Linked DNA regions of Homo sapiens: region 2 is linked to region 1. Evidence: read pairs that join two places in POLR2A ChIA-PET (ENCODE). Cell type or tissue: OCI-LY7. All regions are shown on one strand. Each heading gives the region's core, and the rest is flanking DNA. Links, peaks and the distances in the headings are about the cores only. Region 1 has its middle 10 kb from the start of TAF8. Region 2 overlaps USP49 (ubiquitin specific peptidase 49).

What was found. Peaks named below come from ENCODE experiments on the same cell type or tissue, not always from the same donor. Only the 100,000 strongest peaks of a DNase experiment are listed, where the experiment ranks them.
Region 2: POLR2A ChIA-PET joins it to region 1 with 12 read pairs; 18 of 35 experiments call an interaction of 5 or more read pairs at or near these places.

What each region holds. Positions count from the first base shown.
Region 1 is chr6:42,035,868-42,044,892 of GRCh38, reverse strand. It overlaps a transcript of CCND3 not described here. Among named protein-coding and RNA genes, the nearest start is that of TAF8, 10 kb to the left of the region's middle. RefSeq lists enhancers at 174-223, 935-1,435 and a silencer at 5,051-5,272. In OCI-LY7, for the core only: a CTCF peak has its summit at 5,201; a DNase peak (open chromatin) is centred at 5,172; H3K4me3 peaks cover 1,420 bases; H3K27ac peaks cover 4,000 bases.
Region 2 is chr6:41,878,948-41,887,972 of GRCh38, reverse strand. All of the region lies in intron 2 of USP49 (ubiquitin specific peptidase 49), which reads left to right. Among named protein-coding and RNA genes, the nearest start is that of USP49, 12 kb to the left of the region's middle. In OCI-LY7, for the core only: no CTCF peak of the experiment used is centred there; no DNase peak of the experiment used is centred there.

The sequences.
Region 1 (9,025 bases), core at 2,785-6,784:
CACTTGAACCCGGGAGGCGGAGGTTGCAGTGAGCCAAGATCACGCCATCGCACTCCAGCCTGGGCAACAGAGTGAGACTCCGTCTCAAATAAATAAATAAATAAATAAAAGGAAAGAAAGAAAAGAAAGAAAAGATAGCCAAGTTAAAAAAAGATGCAGGAGGTGAGAGGTCAGGTCAAATTCTGGAAGATTGCAGCAAAGGGGAAGATTTAGGAGGAATACTATAGCTGTATGCAAATATTTAAAAGTTTGCCCTGGCAAACCTTGAAGTAGGGGGTTAGTGGGACTAGTGGAGGCAGATTTTCAAAAAACGTAGAACTTTCTAACAAATGGGGCTTAGAGCTCATGCTATAAGAGGGGCCTCTGCCAGCAAGACGACCTCAAAGCCCCTTCGCCTGTAAACCCCTGATGTGATTTTCCCCCTGCTTTCCTCTTCTATGTCATTCTTTGCTCTCCCATACTCCCTGGCCCGTGGTAGTCCCTGATCGTCCACCAGGTGGAGCTGTTGCCCCGTGTGTCACCTTGGGGTGACTGGATTGGGTGAATGAAGAGTGTTGCCGGGTTCTTCAGGCGCTGACTGGTTTCAGGGAGCCTCTGCTCCCAGCCCATCACCAGCTGTTTACACACCGGGGCCCAGAGAACTGCTTTTGATCCAGCAAAGCCCCCGTAAAAGGTGCTCTTCTGTCTTGTCCAGGCTCCGGCCAGAACGTGCAGGCCTCCGCCTCTGCGGCATACACCCGTCCCCAGGTCAGGGATTTCTTCCACATCTTCTCTTTCCCCTTCCTGACTGTCCTTTCCCTTTGAGAGAGAGGGACCCGTGTGCCCAGAGCAGAGGGCAGGACCGACGGCCCTGCGAGCCAGCAGGGTAGCTAATGTGGCATGGCCTTTTATGCCCTTCAGAGGGCATGACACCTGTGTCATCTCCCGGAAGGGGCCTCAGGAGCCCCACCTCTCTGAAACTATTTGCACTCAGTGGCCTGACCAGTTCTCCCACCCTGGGTGAAATTCCCCAGGACAGTCGTTCCTGAGGTGAGGGCTGAGGGGTTATCTCTGGAAGGAGACGGTTGCTGGTACCTCCGTCGTTGGCCCAGATCTGCTTGCTGCCCCCTCAGACCTTTAGAGAGGCACAGAGCCACTGGGCCTCCAGGGACACAGAGGCAGAGCCCAGAATGAGCAAGGACACCCTGATTTTTTTGAGACAGGGTCTCACTCTGTCGCCCAGGCTGGAGTGCAGTGGCGTGATCTCGGCTCACTGCAGCCTCGACTTCCCAGGCAGAGTTGATCTCCCCATCTCAGCCTCCTGAGTAGCTGGGACAACACGCGTGGCGCCACCATGCTCAGCTAATTTTTTATTATTTTGTTGAAATGGAGTCTCACTCTGTCGCCCCGGCTGGAGTGCATTGGCACGATCTTGGCCCACTGCAACCTCCGCCTCCCAGATTCAAGTGATTCTCCTGCTTCAGCCTCCCAAGTAGCTAGGATTACAGGCACCCGCCACCACACCCTGCCAACTTTTTGTATCTTTGACGAGGTTTCACCATGTTGGCCAGGATGGTCTTGAATTCCTGACCTCAGGATCCATCCGCCTCGGCCTCCCGAAGTGCTGGGATTACAGGTGTAAGCCACCGCGCCCAGCATACTCAGCTAGTTTTTTGTAGAGATAGTGTTTTGCAGTTTCACCCTGTTGCCCAGGCTGGTCTTGAGCTCCTGGACCCAAGCAGTCCTCCTGCCTCGGCCTCCCAAAGTGCTGAAATTACAGGCGTGGGCCACTGTGCCTGGCCAGAGACACCCATTTTGCAGGTGAGCAAACCAAGGTACTGAGAGGTCTAGCAGCTTGCTTCCTTACACACAGCCCATCTGTGGCTGAGCTGGAAGTCTGACTCAGCCATTTGGCTGTAACATTTGTGCATGTAACCACTAATCTGTGCCATCTCTCATGGAGTGGTCGAGAGAGCCTCTACAGACAAACGACCCCACTTCGAGTCCTAGCTCAGCTCCTTTCTGGCTGTGTGAAAGTTTCTTTGTCTGTAAAATGGGCATAACTATAGACCCCACCTCTCTGGGTAATGGTGAGAATTAATAATAACCAATATTAGTTGAATGCCTACTATATGTCAGGTGTCTTTTTTGCATCCTCACGGCAGACCATGAGGGAGGCATTATTATTCTGCTTCTTATACATAAGGAAACTGAGGCACAGGGGAGGCAGAGAGACTGCAGGATTAAGACTTCCAGCCAGGCGCAGTTGCTCATTCATGTAATCCCAGCACTTTGGAAGGCTGAGGCGGGTGGATCACCTGAGGCCAGGAGTTCGAGACCACCCTGACCGACATGGAGAAACCCCGTCTCTACTAAAAAGACAAAATTAGCTGGGTGTGGTGGCGCATGCCTGTAATCCCGGCTACTCGGGAGGCTGAGGCAGAAGAATCGCTAGAACCCAGGAGGCAGAGGTTGTGGTGAGCCGAGATCGCGCCATTGCACTCCAGTCTGGGCAAGAAGAACGGAACTCCGTCTCAAAAAAAAAAAAACCCACTTCCGAGCCTACGCTTCCCTAAGATTATGAGGCAGTACACACAAAGCCCTGCTGAGTGGTGGGCAGGCCATACGTCCTTTGAGTGATAGCTGCTGTCATTATCACCATATCATGGGCATCATCGTCTCCCAGATAGAGGTCCTCGGGGTGGATATGGGGCCATCTAGATCCAAAGAGACAGCCCTGGTTTCTTTCCTCACCATCCCACCTATGGCTTCATGTTATCCTCTTTTCTAAAATAAAAATCGGTCCACAAGCTCTGGCCTGTGGTCAGACAGTTGGACAGAATATTTGAAGCTGGGGCTGTCCCAGAAACTCCCAGTTCTGGCCCCAGCTTTTGCTGCTCCAACTCACCCTCCCTCTTGTTCTCTGTTCTCTTCCTTCTCTGCTGTTCCTCCCTGCCACCTCCCCTGAGGTCCCTGAGTTCTGGGAAAGGAAGCCGGAGCAGGGGCCTCAGACAGATGCAGACCTTGAGCTCCAATTTGGGCTCCAGATGGAGGAGGGAGGACCAGCCCGGGGCAGGAGCATGAGGCGCAGAGGGCCCCCAGTCTGCCTGTCCCTGGGAAGACGTCTGTTTATTATTCGCAAAGTCTTAAGCTCTGGTTTGTTAAGCTTTGCCATGCTGGGTGCTGTGGAATCCACTGGGAATAAGGCCCAGGGGAGGTTTATTCTACTCTGGCAAGTGGCTATCACAAAGCTGTCTTTGGGTTATAGAGGGGAGGAGTGCTGTTTCCTCCCAGCAGCCGGCCCCTAGGATGCAAGGCTGCCTTTTCCTTTCCTCCCAGCTCCATTGTCTTTTCTGTAAGCGGTGTCTGCTATAGAACCACAAACTTGGAGACTCTTCAAATGTGGCATCTATTTTCATCCTGGGGTTACAAGCCCTCAGATGTACTGAGTGACTGAGCGTAGGCCAGGGCATAGAACATGCTAGTTTTCTCCAGGCCTTCTCTTCCTTCTTTCCAGTCAGCTGGTACCTGCTGGTCCTGGGGGAACTCCCATCTTTTCTTTGAATTCTACCTCTAGGACCCAACTGAGTTTTTCTCTCATATCCCTTGATCTCCGAGGGTACAGCCTTTTCCGGCCTGGGCCCAGCCTTTTGGGTTCTTAAAACTTTTTTCAGTCACTGGACTTGAGCTGGGTGCCTCCTGGGTGGTCCTCAGAAAGTTTTTCCTCCCCCCTGTTTCTTCTCTGCCTTTCCTCTGACACAGGTTCTAGAAGTCATTTTTTGGTGCTTCTTGTGGGAATCTGTTGTGTGGCTTTTCTCTGAATCCTCATGTGTTCCCAGACACATGGCACTCAAGATGTTGGTGATAATAATAGTGCATCTTTACACAACACTTCCATGTGCCAGGGGCTGTTGTAAGTGCTGCCATATCCTGTATGCCATTTGTACATAAGTCAGTTTATAATAAGTATGGATATTTATTAACCCATTTCTCAGCTATTCCTCACAAACATATTCTATGAGGTTTTTTTTTTTGTTTTTTTTTTGTTTGTTTGTTTGTTTTTGAGATGGAGTCTTGCTCTGTCACCCAGGCTGGAGTGCAGTGGCACGATCTCGGCTCACTGCAACCTCTGCCTCCTGGGTTCAAGCAATTCTCTGCCTCAGCCTCCCTAGTAGCTGGGATTAGAGGCACCCACCACCACACCCAGCTAAATTTTGTATTTTCAGTAGAGACTGGGTTTCACCATGTTGGCCAGTCTGGTCTGGAACTCCTGACCTTGTGATCCACCCGCCTCAGCCTCCCAAAGTGCTGGAATTACAGGCATGAGACACTGTGCCTGGCCGAGGTTTTTTATTTTGCAGATAAAGCCCCTGAGGCACAGAGGTTAAGTATCTAGTCCAAAGTCATATAGCTGGTTGTATTGAGAGCCTGGTGGCTGAAATAACTCTGACCTCAGTCAGACTTTTCTTTTTTGTTGTTGTTTTTGTTTTTGTTTTGAGACAGAGTCTCGCTCTGTTGCCCAGGCTGGAGTGCAATGGCACGATCTCAGCTCACTGCAACCTCCACCTCCTAGGTTCAAGTGATTCTCCTACCTCAGCCTCCTAAGTAGCTGGGATTACAGGCTCCCACCACCATGCCCAGCTAATTTTTGTATTTTTAGTAGAGACAGGGTTTCGTCATGTTGTCCAGGCTGGTCTTGAACTCCTGACTTCAGGTGATCCACCCGCCTCAGCCTCCCAAAGTGCTGGGATTACAGGCGTGAGCCACTGTGCCCGGTTCAGACTTTTCATGCACACTGTGTGCACCACACACGTGTGTGTGCACATGTGTATCCACCTACCAGGGCAAGTGTGAGATTACACTGGGTTCCCTGTTGAGACATTGTCACGTACACAGTCTCAGGACTAGTAGAGCAGGCTGGTAGGCCCCTGACTGCCTGTGTGCGTGACATGCAGGGATGCACGGAGATGTGATGGTGTTGACACGAATCCCCCCGGGCAAGCCCAGAGCATCCTGGATCCCCCAGTGCCTTCTGGCCAGTGCTTTAGGATTGTCCACTAAGCCAAGAAGGTGGAAGGGAGGGAGCAAGGGTGCCCCAGCCCTGCCACAGCAGGAAGATCAGGTGTCACACACAGCCCCGGAAGCAGGAGTGGGTGGTGGTGAATGTGAGCTCTGCTAGGTGGGGCTGGGCCCTAACCTATCTGGGGAGCTCTGGTTGAATCAGCCCAACCACAGCCACCCCAACTGCGGCAATGGTGCAAACAAGCTTTTCCTCCAGCTGCCCTTCAATGCTCATTTTCCTTTCCTCGCTCTTGTATGAGACTCAGGCTTTGGGAGGAGTGTGCGATTAGGCCAGCAGCTGAGAGCGTAAGTCTGGAGGGGGTGGTTCAGCTGGGTCCTAGTGCAGGACCTCTCACCTTGGCCTTCAAGTGACACCTGAGACCTTCACCCAGCAATGGGTGGCAGCCCTGGCCTAGAGGGGATGCCACATACCCTGTCCAGAGGACAGGACTACATGGGTCGAGGACTCCTGGGCTCAGTCACCTAGTATATTCATCCAACATCTGTAAGTCTCAGAGGCCTTGGAACCATTCACTTGTCCATTCTTCATGTAGTGGAGCCACATTTGACACAGTGTTGGGTTCAAAGTCAGTGTAAAAACAAGACACACATCAAAGTTACTATTAAAGTCTCTATTTTAAAGAGACTGCTCATAAAACACAGGATACATGATTTGGACATTCTCTTCCATTTCTAAGATTCCTCAGCATGGCCAGTTTTTGTTGGAACACAGGCTCTGGTCTTTGGTTAAGCATTATGTTAAGCCTGGGTGAAGGGATCACATCATATAAATAGTACATAGGTTTCTGTGGTTGGTTGGTGTCTCTTCCAGTAGATATAACTGAATTTATGACCGTTAAATATGCACATTTAGGAATTCAGTATGCATACTTTTATGGTCTAGCTGGGCCTCAAGAAAGGTTTCAACTACAATGCTGTGGGAATCTGGAGGAAGGAGTGGTTGCTTTTGCATGGGTTAACCAGGAATTTCTTCTCAAAGGTGCCATTTGAGGAGATAAAAGAAGAATGGATTAGATGAGAAATTATTCCGGAGCAGTTTTAAATGGTGGTTGCTTTTGGGTCTTTTTACTCTTCTGAATGTTCTGAGTTTTTTACTGAAGGCCATATTATAGAAATAATTTTTATGTTATTTCTATGGCAATTATTAGGCTTATTTCTTATTCTTTTTCTATAGTATTACTGATTATTTCTTATTTCTAAAAGAACTAGTGGTTATTTCTATAATCACTATTATTTGTAGAACAATGATTATTTTTGATATGCCCTCTTCTTGCTTTTTTTTTTTTTTAGTTGAGATGGGGTCTCACTCTGTCACCCAGGCTAGAGTGTAGTGGCACAGTCTCAGCTCACTGCAGCTCCTGCCTCCTGGGCTCAAGCAGTTCTCCTGCCTCAACCTCCCAAGTAACTGGGACCACAGGCACAAGCCACCACGCCCAGTTAATTTTTTGTATTTTTGGTGGAGACAGGGTTTTGCCATGTTGCGCAGGCTGGTCTTGAACTCCTGGGCTCAAGCGATCTGCCCACCTTGGCCACCCAAAGTGCTGGTATTACAGATGTGAGCCACTGCACCCTGCCCTAATATAGTTAAAAAAAATCCAGCAGCACAATGGGGCCAAGAGGTAAAAATGTGAATAAGGGTAAAGAATACCAAGAACTAGATAACCAGGCTTGGAATTGGGCATTTTAGAGACTGACATATTAGGTCTGCTGCAGCAATTTTTAAGCCTTCTGATCTCAGGACCACTTTACATTCTGAAAAATTATTGAGGATCCCAAAGAACTTTTTTTTTTTTTTTTTTTTGAGACCGAGTCTCACTCTGTCGCCCAGGGTGGAGTGCAATGGCGCAATCTCGGCTCACTGCAACCTCCGCCTCCCGGGTTCAAGCGATTCTCGTGCCTCAGCCTCCTGAGTAGCTGGGATTACAGGCATGTGCGACCACACCCAGCTAATTTTTGTATTTTTATTAGAGACAGGGTTTCACCATTTTGGTCAGACTAGTCTTGAACTCCTGACCTCATGATCCGTCCGCCTCGGCCTCCCAAAGTGCTGTGATTACAGGCGCATGCCACTATGCCTGGCCAGAACTTTTGTTTTTTAGGCTATACCTAATAATCGGTGCACCCGACATGGCATTCCCTGGAATAAATAATATAAGCTTTTGACTTGTCCCTCCCTATACCTGTTGTTATTTTGTTTCTGATAAAAAATTTGATATGAGAAATTTTAAATATTAATTTATTTAAAGTAACAATAAGAAACTCATTGCATGTTAACATAAGCATTGTAATTTTTTTTTGGCCAGGCGCGGTGGCTCACGCCTGTAATCCCAGCACTTTGGGAGGCCGAGGCGGGCGGATCACAAGGTCGAGAGATTGAGACCATCCTGGCCAATATGTTGAAAACCGTCTCTACTAAAAATACAAAAATTAGCTGGGCATGGTCGTGCATGCCTGTAGTCCCAGCTACTTGGGAGGCTGAGGCAGGAGAATCGCTTGAACCAGGGAGTCAGAGGTTGCAGTGAGCCGAGATCGTGCCACTGCACTCCAGCCTGGTGGCAAAGCGAGACTCCGTCTTAAAAAAAAAAACAAAACGGCCGGGCACAGTGGCTCACGCCTGTAATCCCAACACTTTGGGAGGCCAAGGCGGGTGGATCACGAGGTCAGGAGATCGAGACCATCCTGGCTAACACAGTGAAACCCTGTCTCTACTGAAAAATACAGAAAAATTAGCCAGGTGTGGTGGCGGGCACCTTTAGTCCCAGCTACTCGGGAGGCTGAGGCAGGAGAATGGCGTGAACCCGAGAGGCGGAGCTTGCAGTGAGCTGAGATCACGCCACTGCATTCCAGCCTGGGTGACAGAGCAAGAGTCTGTCTCAAAAAAACAAAACAAAACAAAACAAAAAATCCATAAGCATTGTATTTTTTTAAATGAAAACTATTTTCCAAAACAAAAATAATGAGAAGTATAGCCTTGTTTTACATTTTTGCAAATCTCGTTAATGCCTGACTTCATAGAAGACAGCTGGATTTTCATCAGTTTCTGATTTAATCTGTTGCAATATGTTTTCATTGATGTATATGAAGAAAATTTGGCCTCAGGCAGGTATCTCATTAGAAAAGAGAGGACTGGCCAGGCACAGTGGCTCATGCCTGTAATCTCAGCACTTTGGGAGGCCAAGGCGGGCAGATAACTTGAGCCCAGGAGTTGGAGACCAGCCTAGACAACATGGCAAAATTTTGTCTCTACAAAAGACCCAAAACTTAGCCAGGCTTGGTGGTGTGCGCCTGTAGACCAGGAGGAGGCTGAGGTGGGAGGATTGCTTGAACCTGGGAGGTGGAGGCTGCAGTGAGTAGTGATTGTGCCACTGCACTCCAGCCTGGGTGACAGAGGGAGACCCTGTGTCAAAAAAAAAAAAAAAAAAAAAAAATATATATATATATATATATATATATAGTATATATGCACTCCAGCCTGGGCAACAAGAGCAAGGCTCCATATATATATTTTATATATATATATATATAAATAATAATTTTTAGGCCAGGCATGGTGGCTCACACCTGTAATCCCAGCACTTTGGGAGGCCGAGGCAGATGGATCACTTGAGGTCAGGAGTTCAGGACTAGCCTGGCCAACATGGTGAAACCACATGTCTACTGAAAATACAAGAATTAGCTGGGCATGATGGCACATGCCTATAATCCCAACTACTTGGGAGGTGGAGGCAGCAGAATCGCTTGAACCCGAGAGGCAGAGGTTGCGCAGCAAGCTAACATTGGGCCAATGCACTCCAGCCTGGGTGACAGAGCAAGACTCTGTCTCAAAAAAAACCCAAAATAATAATAATAATTTTTAGGCCGGGAGTGATGGCTCACACCTATAATCCCAGCACTTTGGGAGGCCGAGGTGGGGGGATCACAAAGTCAGGAGTTCAAAACCAGCCTGGCCAAAATGGTGAAACCC
Region 2 (9,025 bases), core at 3,249-7,248, 160 kb after region 1:
TAGTCATGTGTTATTGTTTCGGAGACATGGGCTATTTTTAAAGACTATAATACTGTCCCTTTTCCATTCACATGTTAATAGAAGTCTGGAAAGTAAGGCATTCTCCTGAAATTTTCAGGGTTTTTTATTATATGTCAAATTGTAAACAGCATTCTGTGACAAGTATTTTCTCTCTGTCTTTTATTGAGCTAATTAGTGATTTACACTCTAGTAGCATCTCTTCCAGCTTTACTGTGTGAAAATGTCTGCTACTCCGTGCCTTCTATGCAGCCAGGGCTGGCAAATGATTGGGGGCAGATGTTGGTTAGCACATCAGAAGGATCAGGGATAAAATTTATTTTTCTTTTGTGGTTTTAAAGATATGTTTTAAAGGCTTTTGTCTATGTCTTTGCCCCACTCCATTATTCCCTACCCTCATTCAAATAGGAATGTTATGACCTCCGTAACCTAGAGCTACTGTTCTTGATTCAGTTTTGGATTGTTTTCTATCCTGTTCCCCACCCCCACTGAAACGTTGTGTTGTGGGATTTGGGGAGGATTAGCACGGCAGTCTGGCATAGTTTAGAGCCCAGGAAGCTGGTCTTCACTGCTCCCTCCCATCATCAGAATACAGAGCTTTCAGTCATTGCCTTTAGAACCCAGCAGTGCTTCTTTTGCTGGGCAAATTGTGTGAAAGATGGGAGGGCAGCACTGTTGCTAGTGAGTTAGGAGGATACTTTTGTATGATGCTTGTATCTATCCAAGGGAAGGATGGGCTCTACTGTTGTGTTAGCTTTTTCAAAATGCAGCAGAGAATGGCCAAAAGGTAATTTATAGCTTGGCTTTAGCATTTTGTCACATTGGTGTCCTGCTCTTTCCTGCCTCCTGCTCTTTCTTTCAGTCTCTGACATGGGAAAGAAGATGTGTAGGATATGTCATATGCTCACTTGGATGGACCATGTGGGTGCATTAAAATAGCAAGAACTTTGACTTTGAAATAAAGTCTTTAAGGATCAATTTGTTTTGTAGATATACATTGTAGTTGAAAATGAAAGGAAGAGTAGATAGGGGTTTACTGATTTATCAACTTTTTTTGAGATAGAGTCTCACTCTGTTGCCCAGGCTGGAGTGCAGTGGTGCGATCTTGACTCACTGCAACCTCTGTCTCCCAGGTTCAAGTGATTCTCCTGTCTCAGCCCCTAGAGTAGCTAGGACTACAGGCATGCACCACCACGCCCGACTAATTTTTTGTATTGTTAGGTGGAGATGGGGTTTCGCCATGTTGGCCAGGTTGGTCTCAAACTCCTGACCTCAGGTGATCTGCCCGCCTCGGCCTCCCAAAGTGTTGGGATTACAGGCGTGAGCCACCACGGCTGGCTTTGATTTATCAGTTTTGAGCCCAGACCTTTCTAGAATGCCAGGTAATTTATGGTACTTATTTTTGCAGTTATGGATATTAACTTATCAGGACAATAAGGTCAAAGTCCCTGTTAGAGCTAATTAGATTCTCCTTGACAAAAATTGGAGGTAGCAACAAAGAAAATCAAGTAAGAAAATGTATGAATTGCTCAATTCGGCCGTCATTGCTAATAGCTTAATGATCATAGACATCTAGCCCTTGACAGCGAATCAGCATTTATGAACAGAGGTCATCTCATTTATGTAAGCATTCATAGAGTATGTGGGACTATATTAATGTTATGTTTTTATAAACCAGAATGCCAAGAATATCCCTATAGATGGTCATTGCTAACATTTACATCTTTAACTCTCCTTTTTTATGTTCTAATACAACCACCTATATCAATTGGATGCTTATGGCTATACACTGATTGCATGCTTGTATCTAAAAGAGGTCAAAGGTCAGGTTAATAAACATTGCATATAAAAAAGTTAAATATGGTCAACTGATTAGAAGGGTCTTATAAGTAAAGATGAGAAAGCAAATACATCACCGTGGAATTGAATATACTCTTAAAAGAAATATTTTAGAAATGTGTGACATAACTTGAAGAGCTTATAACAATGCATTTCAAGTGAAAGGTAAGTGTGCTTTAATGAAGACGTCAGTCTCATCTGTGAGTGGCTTCATTGTCTGCTCCATGCTGAAAATCCCAAATTGGGCCCAGTGTGTAGTTTACCTTGTTATCCCAGCACATTGGGAGGCCAAGGTGGGAGACTCTCTCTTTTTTTTTCCTGAGACAGAGTCTCACTCTGTCCCCCAGGCTGGAGTGCAGTAGCATGATCTCGGCTCACTGCAGCATCCACCTCCCGGCTTCAAGCCATTCTGCCTCAGCCTCCTCAGTAGCTGGGACTACAGGTGCTTGCCACCATGTCTGGCTAATTTTTCTATTTTTAGTAGAGACAAGGTTTCGACATGTTGGCCAGGCTGATCTCGAACTCCTGACCTCAAGTGATCCACTTGAGCGGGAGGATTGCTTGAGCCCAGGAGTTCAAGGTTACAGTGAGGTATGATTGTGCGCTGACACTCAGTAATCTAAATCTGAGATACTGAAGTACTGCAATTTTAGAGCCTTATAGGCAGCTGTTGTCCTACTACAGGTTGCTATTATTTTCCTTTACCAGTATTATCATGTATACTAGTTAACATTTGGAATTTGTGGCCTTTCATTAGGAGACATCTAAAAAGGGGTGAACGGGTAATTTTTTTTGTTTGTTTGAAAATGTTATTCTCTGTGCCCAGGGAATATGGAATAGACATGTCACTCTGCACTGAATGCGTTAATCAGTTTTTGTTAGCAGCATGGCATAATGAGTATATTAACTACAACACCTACGTTGGCAGCCAGCAGTGTGCTTGTGAAATCTTTTAGAAAACAGAAATCTGGTGAGAAGTGTTCCTGAGCAGTTGAAGTATTGTTGGGTGCAGAGGGAGGGCGTTACATAGAACAAATAAAGTAGAAAAAATTTATCCTCCAAAAAGTAGTTGTTTCACCACTGAAAGCCATGAGACTTCAAGACGTTTTATCTGTGGATTGAGATGTGGCTGTCTAATTTATGTAGGACTTACAGAGTTCTTTTTGTATTTTGATTTTTCATTTAACTTTGTCATTTAAAGAACTTCAAGGTACATTTCCATTTGATGAAAAAAGTTATGTAAAACATTTATTTTAAGGATGGTTTCTCATTTTTTAGTATATATTATATGCTACTGTAAATTATTTTTCCCTTCCACTTCCAATTAAAACATATCTGACTTGAAAAAATATCTTCAGCAGAAATAAGAAAAGTTTCTATTTAAGCAGAGTTCTTGGCACTTAAGAGGTGTTCAATAAGTTTTTATGGAATAAATTAATGTATGCATGAATGAAAAATATTATTCTGAATTTGGACTTCCTACTCCCATAATTTGGGTTACAGTATAGCTTTGGTGTACAAAGGCCTTCTGTTCAGCCCTCATTCCCATGTCTATTTTCCTCCCCACCTCACAGGCACACTCTCTAATGTGTTTGATATGTCCTTGATTCTATGTGCATCTTTGTAAAATACTTACTGATTCTTTTGGTGTATGTATTTTTAATTAAAAAATTGCTCATTATACCACACTGTTGTAGAATTTGGCTATAGAATTCTCCTTGTAGAAATGCTGTAGATCTTACTCTGGTTTTTACTTTTTTCAGTGAGCACTATGTTTTAAGATCTATGTTATGGGCCTGGCGCGGTGGCTCACGCCTGTAATCCCAGCACTTTGGGAGGCCAAGGTGGGCAGATCACGAGGTCAGGAGTTCGAAACCATCCTGGCCAGCATGGTGAAACCCTGTCTCTACTAAAAATACAAAAAATTAGCTGGGTGTGGTGGTGCGCACCTGTGGTCCCAGCTATTCGGGAGGCTGAGGCAGGAGAATTGCTTGAACCCAGCAGGTGGAGGTTGCAATGAGCCAAGATTGTGCCACTGCACTCCAGTCTGAGTGACAGGGTGAGACTCCATCTAAAAAAAAAACAAAAAAAGATCTGTTCATGTGGATGTAGATTTAGCTAACTGCTTCGAGCTGCAGCATAGTATTCTGTGGTGTGCATCCATTCTCATAGTGATGGGCACCTAGGCTACCATAAACAATGATACCAGTAACAGTCTTGCACATGTCCATTATGGACATGTTTGAGAATTCTCAGGGACACAGACCCAGGAGTGGACATGTTTGAGAATTCTCAGGGGCACAGACCCAGGAGTGGCATTGCGGCATAAGTACTATGAGGCTGTTGAATGGTTGTATAAGCTTATACCCATAAGCATTGTGTTCCTATAACCGCCCCTCCCAACACTTGGTATTATCCACATTTCTAATTTTGGCCTTTTAGTAATGTCTCATTTTAATTTTTATTTTATTTATTTATTTATTTATTTATTTTGAGATGGAGTCTCGCTCTGTCGCTCAGGCTGGAATGCAGTGGCATGATCTTGGTTCCAGCTATTCTCCTGCCTCAGCCTCCCGTGTAGCTGGGATTACAGGCGTGTACCACCACACCTGGCTAATTTTAGTAGAGATGGGGTTTCACCATGTTGGCCAGGCTGGTTTCGAACTCCTGACCTCAAATGATCCACCTGCCTCGGCCTCCCAAAGTGCTGGGATTACAAGCGTGAGCCACTGTGCTTGGCATTTTTTTTTTTTTTTTTTTTTGAGACAGAGTCTCACTCTGTCTCCCAGGCTGGAGTGCAGTGGCACAATCTTGGCTCACTTCAACCTCCATCTCCTGGGTTCAAGCAATTCTCCTGCCTCAGCCTCCTGAGTAGCTGGGATTACAGGTGTGTGCCACCACACCTAGCTAATTTTTTTGTATTTTTAGTAGAGGCAGGATTTTGCCATGTTGGCTAGGCTGTTTAATTTTTATTTCTAGTTACCAGTGAGTTTAATCATTTCTTCATATACTAGTTAGCCATTTTCCTTTGCCTCTTCATATCCTTTGTTTCCTGTATTTTTCTTGTTGATTTATAGAACTCCTTAATATATATAATATTTCTTAAATCCCTGGTTGGTTTTGGACCATATAAATATCATCTTCTGGGATGTCATCTGTTAACTTTGCCTAGGTGTTTTTTGTTTTTTGTTTTTTGTTTTGAGACAGAATCTTGCTCTGTTGCCCAGGCTGGAGTACAGTGGTGCGATCTCAGCTTACCGCAACCTCTGCCTCCTGGGTTCAAGCAATTCTCCTGCATCAGCTTCCCGAGTAGCTGGGACTACAGACGCGTGCCACCATGCCTGGCTAATTTTTTGTATTTTTAGTAGAGACGAGGTTTCACCGTGTTAGCCAGGATGGCTTTGATCTCCTGACCTCATGATGTGCCCGCCTCGGCCTCCCAAAGTGCTGGGATTACAGGCGTGAGCCACTGCGCGTGGCTGCCTTGTTCTTTACCGAATGGAAATTCTTGATTTTGATGTAGTCACATCCATCATTTTTTAGCCTACTGTATTTGCCTTATTACTGCTTCTTGGACTTAGATCATCCAGATTGTCTCCCTAAATTTCTTTTAGCTTTATGGCTTTACATTTCCCCTTAAGTTTTTAATGTATATGGAGCAATCTTTGGATGTGGTATAGGTTGGATCCAGCCTTATTATTTTTTTATTTCCCAATACCATCCACTAAACTAGCTGAACCTTCCAGTTGATTTGTAGTAACACCCTTATTGTAAATCAAGTTTCTCACCTTTCTATTCTATCTCATTGGTGTATTTATCTCGAAGTTTCTTAAAGGGGGCACAGTTAGTAGAGTAGGTATGTTTAGCACTGCTGGGCCTGTCCACTCAATGTCAGTAGTGTTGCCCTGTCATTGTGACATCCATGATGGCCCATGCATTTCCAGACACACCCTAGATGAGATCCTGTACCATATCATGTTTATTACTGTTCCTTTCTAGTATTTCTTAAGATATGGCAGGATGGATTCCCTGTCTTTGCTTTTTTTTTTCAAAATTGATATAACTATCTGTGGATCTTTTTTTTAAATATTTAGATTTAGTTTATCTAGTTTCCTCCCTCCCCAAAATGTCCTGTTGTAATTTTGATTAAGATTGAGATTATAATTTGATTTAGATTAATTTACGAAGCTTTGGCATCTTTTTACAAAGTTAAGTCAGCATATCCATGAGTATGAAAGAATGAACATAGTATTTTATTTTATTATTATTTAACTGGAGGAACTATTGGGTATGTATTATGTTTTGTAAGAGAATAGTGTATTTTCTCAAAGTTTGAAAAGGAAGGAAAACTATACTTTATGCAGAAGCATAAAGTATAATGAACCTTCTCCAATGACATCATAATATGTTAAACATTCTTCTTTTTCTCTTTGCTGGTTTTATGACTATGACTTTTGAATATCTATGAGCAAAAACATTATTTCCTGCCCTTAATGTTTTTCAAACAAAGCCACGCCTACTATTTGAGTTTTCCAAATACTTTGATTTTGTTTTGCCTTGAAACTTAGACTTTTTTTTCCTTTAGTTTCTTTTTCCCCTTAGAAATCTTGATTGGAAAAATCATATTTTTAGATGTGATTTTAAAACATTTATTTTAACCTTTCCAAGAATCTTTTTGAATTTAGTTTTTATTTATGTTAAGACTATATACAGCATAAAAAGAATATTACCTGCCTTTCCCTTTCCCAACATTTTGCCTCTCTAGGGACCTCTGTTTTCTATTCTTCTAGCTGGGCTTTTTTTTTTTTTTTTTTTTTTTTTTTTTTTGGTATTTAATGCCATATTTCTGAACAGTAGGCTTATGCTTACAAAAATCTGCGTAGGGGCCGGGCAGGGTGGCTCACGCCTGTAATCTCAGCACTTTGGGAGGCCGAGGTGGGTGGATCACGAGGTCAGGAGTTTGAAATCAGCCTGGCCAACATGGTGAAACCCCATCTCTACTAAAAATACAAAAAATTATCCAGGTGTGGTGGCAGGCGCCTGTAATCCCAGCTACTCGGGAGGCTGAGGCAGGAGAATTGGTGGAATCCGGAAGACAGAGGTTGCAATGAGCCAAGACCATACCACTGCACTCCAGCCTGGGCAACAGAGCGAGACTCCATCTCAAAATAAAAGAATAAAAAATAAATAAAATAAATAAAAATCTGTGTAGGTTCTTTTCTAGACCTGCCCAGCTTTTATCCTGGGATCTACTTCCCCTCGTATCCTGGGTATTTCCTTTGCCTTCTTACGGAGAACCCCCTGTTTTCCTTGACTTGATATCTTTCTCCTTTATTGTTTATATTTTAATTTGTGTGGAGCATGTCCCCCAGAAGCTCCTGAGAAAAAGGTGCATGAGATGTAAATTTGTTTGGGAATCTGCATATATGAAAATATCTTTATTTTCTTTTATACTTGATTTATAGTTTACCTGGGTATAGAATTCTAGATAAGAGAATATTTTCTCTGACTTTATCAGGCATCACTCTATTGGCTTCTAGCTTCTGTTGCTGCTGACGAGAAGTCTGATGATGTTCTGATTCTTGGTTATTTTTTTCCTCCCTGGAAATGTTCTGAAATTTTAATATAATTAGCCTCATTCTAGGCCTTGTTTTGTCTGTTATGCTGGACGCTTGGAGGGCCTTTTCAATTTGGTAACACTTTTCAGTTCTGGGAAATTTTCTTGAATTTTTAAATTCTAACCAATCTCTTCCTTTTCCTCCTTGCCCCCAGTTTTCTCTGTTCTTCCTCTCGAACTCTCAATACTTGTGTTGGAATTTCTAGACTGATGAGTCCTTTAATTTTCCTTTCCTATTTCCCATCTTTTTGTCTCTTTATTCTACTTTCTGGGGGGTGTCTTGAACTTCATCTTAAGACCTTTCTAATTAGTTTTATATTTATGCTGTCATATTTTTAATTTTTAAGTTTTTTTTTTCTGTGAATGTTGCTTTTTAATAGTCATCTATTTTTGTTTCAGATGGACTAGCTCTTCTCTGAACATGTTCTTTCCTCAGCTTTCTGTAAAATCTGTGTTTCCTTAAAATACATTACTTGTTCATTTCATTTATTTTGATCTTTCATTTAGGGAATTTCCTTAAAAGTATAGCTTTGGCTGTTTTACTCATATTCAGGAGTGAGCCACGAAAAAACTGAAAGCTGGATTTGCCCAAGTGTCAGCTTCTGAAAGTTAACTGGTGGTTTATTCTTGGAGAGGACACCTCTAGCAGTCAGTATTTGTGCTTTTCTCTTGACCAGGTTCATCCCCAGAAAGAATGTTCCTATTATCTGCTTAGGGCTTACAAACCTGGCTGTATCATTTGGGAAGCTGAGTGGGGAAAATGGCTAGGGATGTTTCACCTTTCACGATATCAACTTTCTCTTAATCACCATCTTTTTTAGACTGGTGGGCCTGCCCCTAGTTGTGCCTAGTCCAGAGTCTCTCTAGTAATCTTTCCAGAGAACAAACCTCCCATCCTCTGCCCAGCAGCTGCTTGGAGACAGGGCAGCAATCTAGGGGTAGAACTTTTACTCCATTCTCCTTTTTTTAGCTTTGTCTGCTATCCCCACTTTCAGAGGCACTTTGAGTTTTTCTGGTTTGTCTTAGCACAATTCAGTTTGATTTGGGCTTCCCCTTAATATAGAAAGACCCTCCGTCTCTACATAAAACTAGAAAAAAAAAAATTAACCAGGTGTGGTGGCATGCACCTGTGGTCCCAGCTACTTGGGAGGCTGAGGTGAAAAGATAGCTTGCACTCTGGAGTTTGAGGCTGCAGTGAGCCGTGATTGCGCCACTGCACTCCAGCCTGGGCGACAGAGGAAGACCCTGTTTCAAAAACAAACAAAACATAGAGGCAGAGTCTCGTTATGTTAGCCAGGCTGGTCTCAAACTGCTGGCCTCAAGCAGTCCTCCCACTCTGGCCTCTGAAAGTGCTGGGATTATAGGCATGAGCCACCATACCTCTCTGACCTATGTTTAAAGTTAGAAAGCATTTTTGTAGAATGAGTGCAGATTCATAGTTGAGTAACTTCTCAAACAAGGCTAACTTCCAACTAAGTTTTACCACAGGCAAAAAACCTACTTAAATAAATTTTATGTTCCTTGCCACCGATTTAGGGTTACTAGAATTGC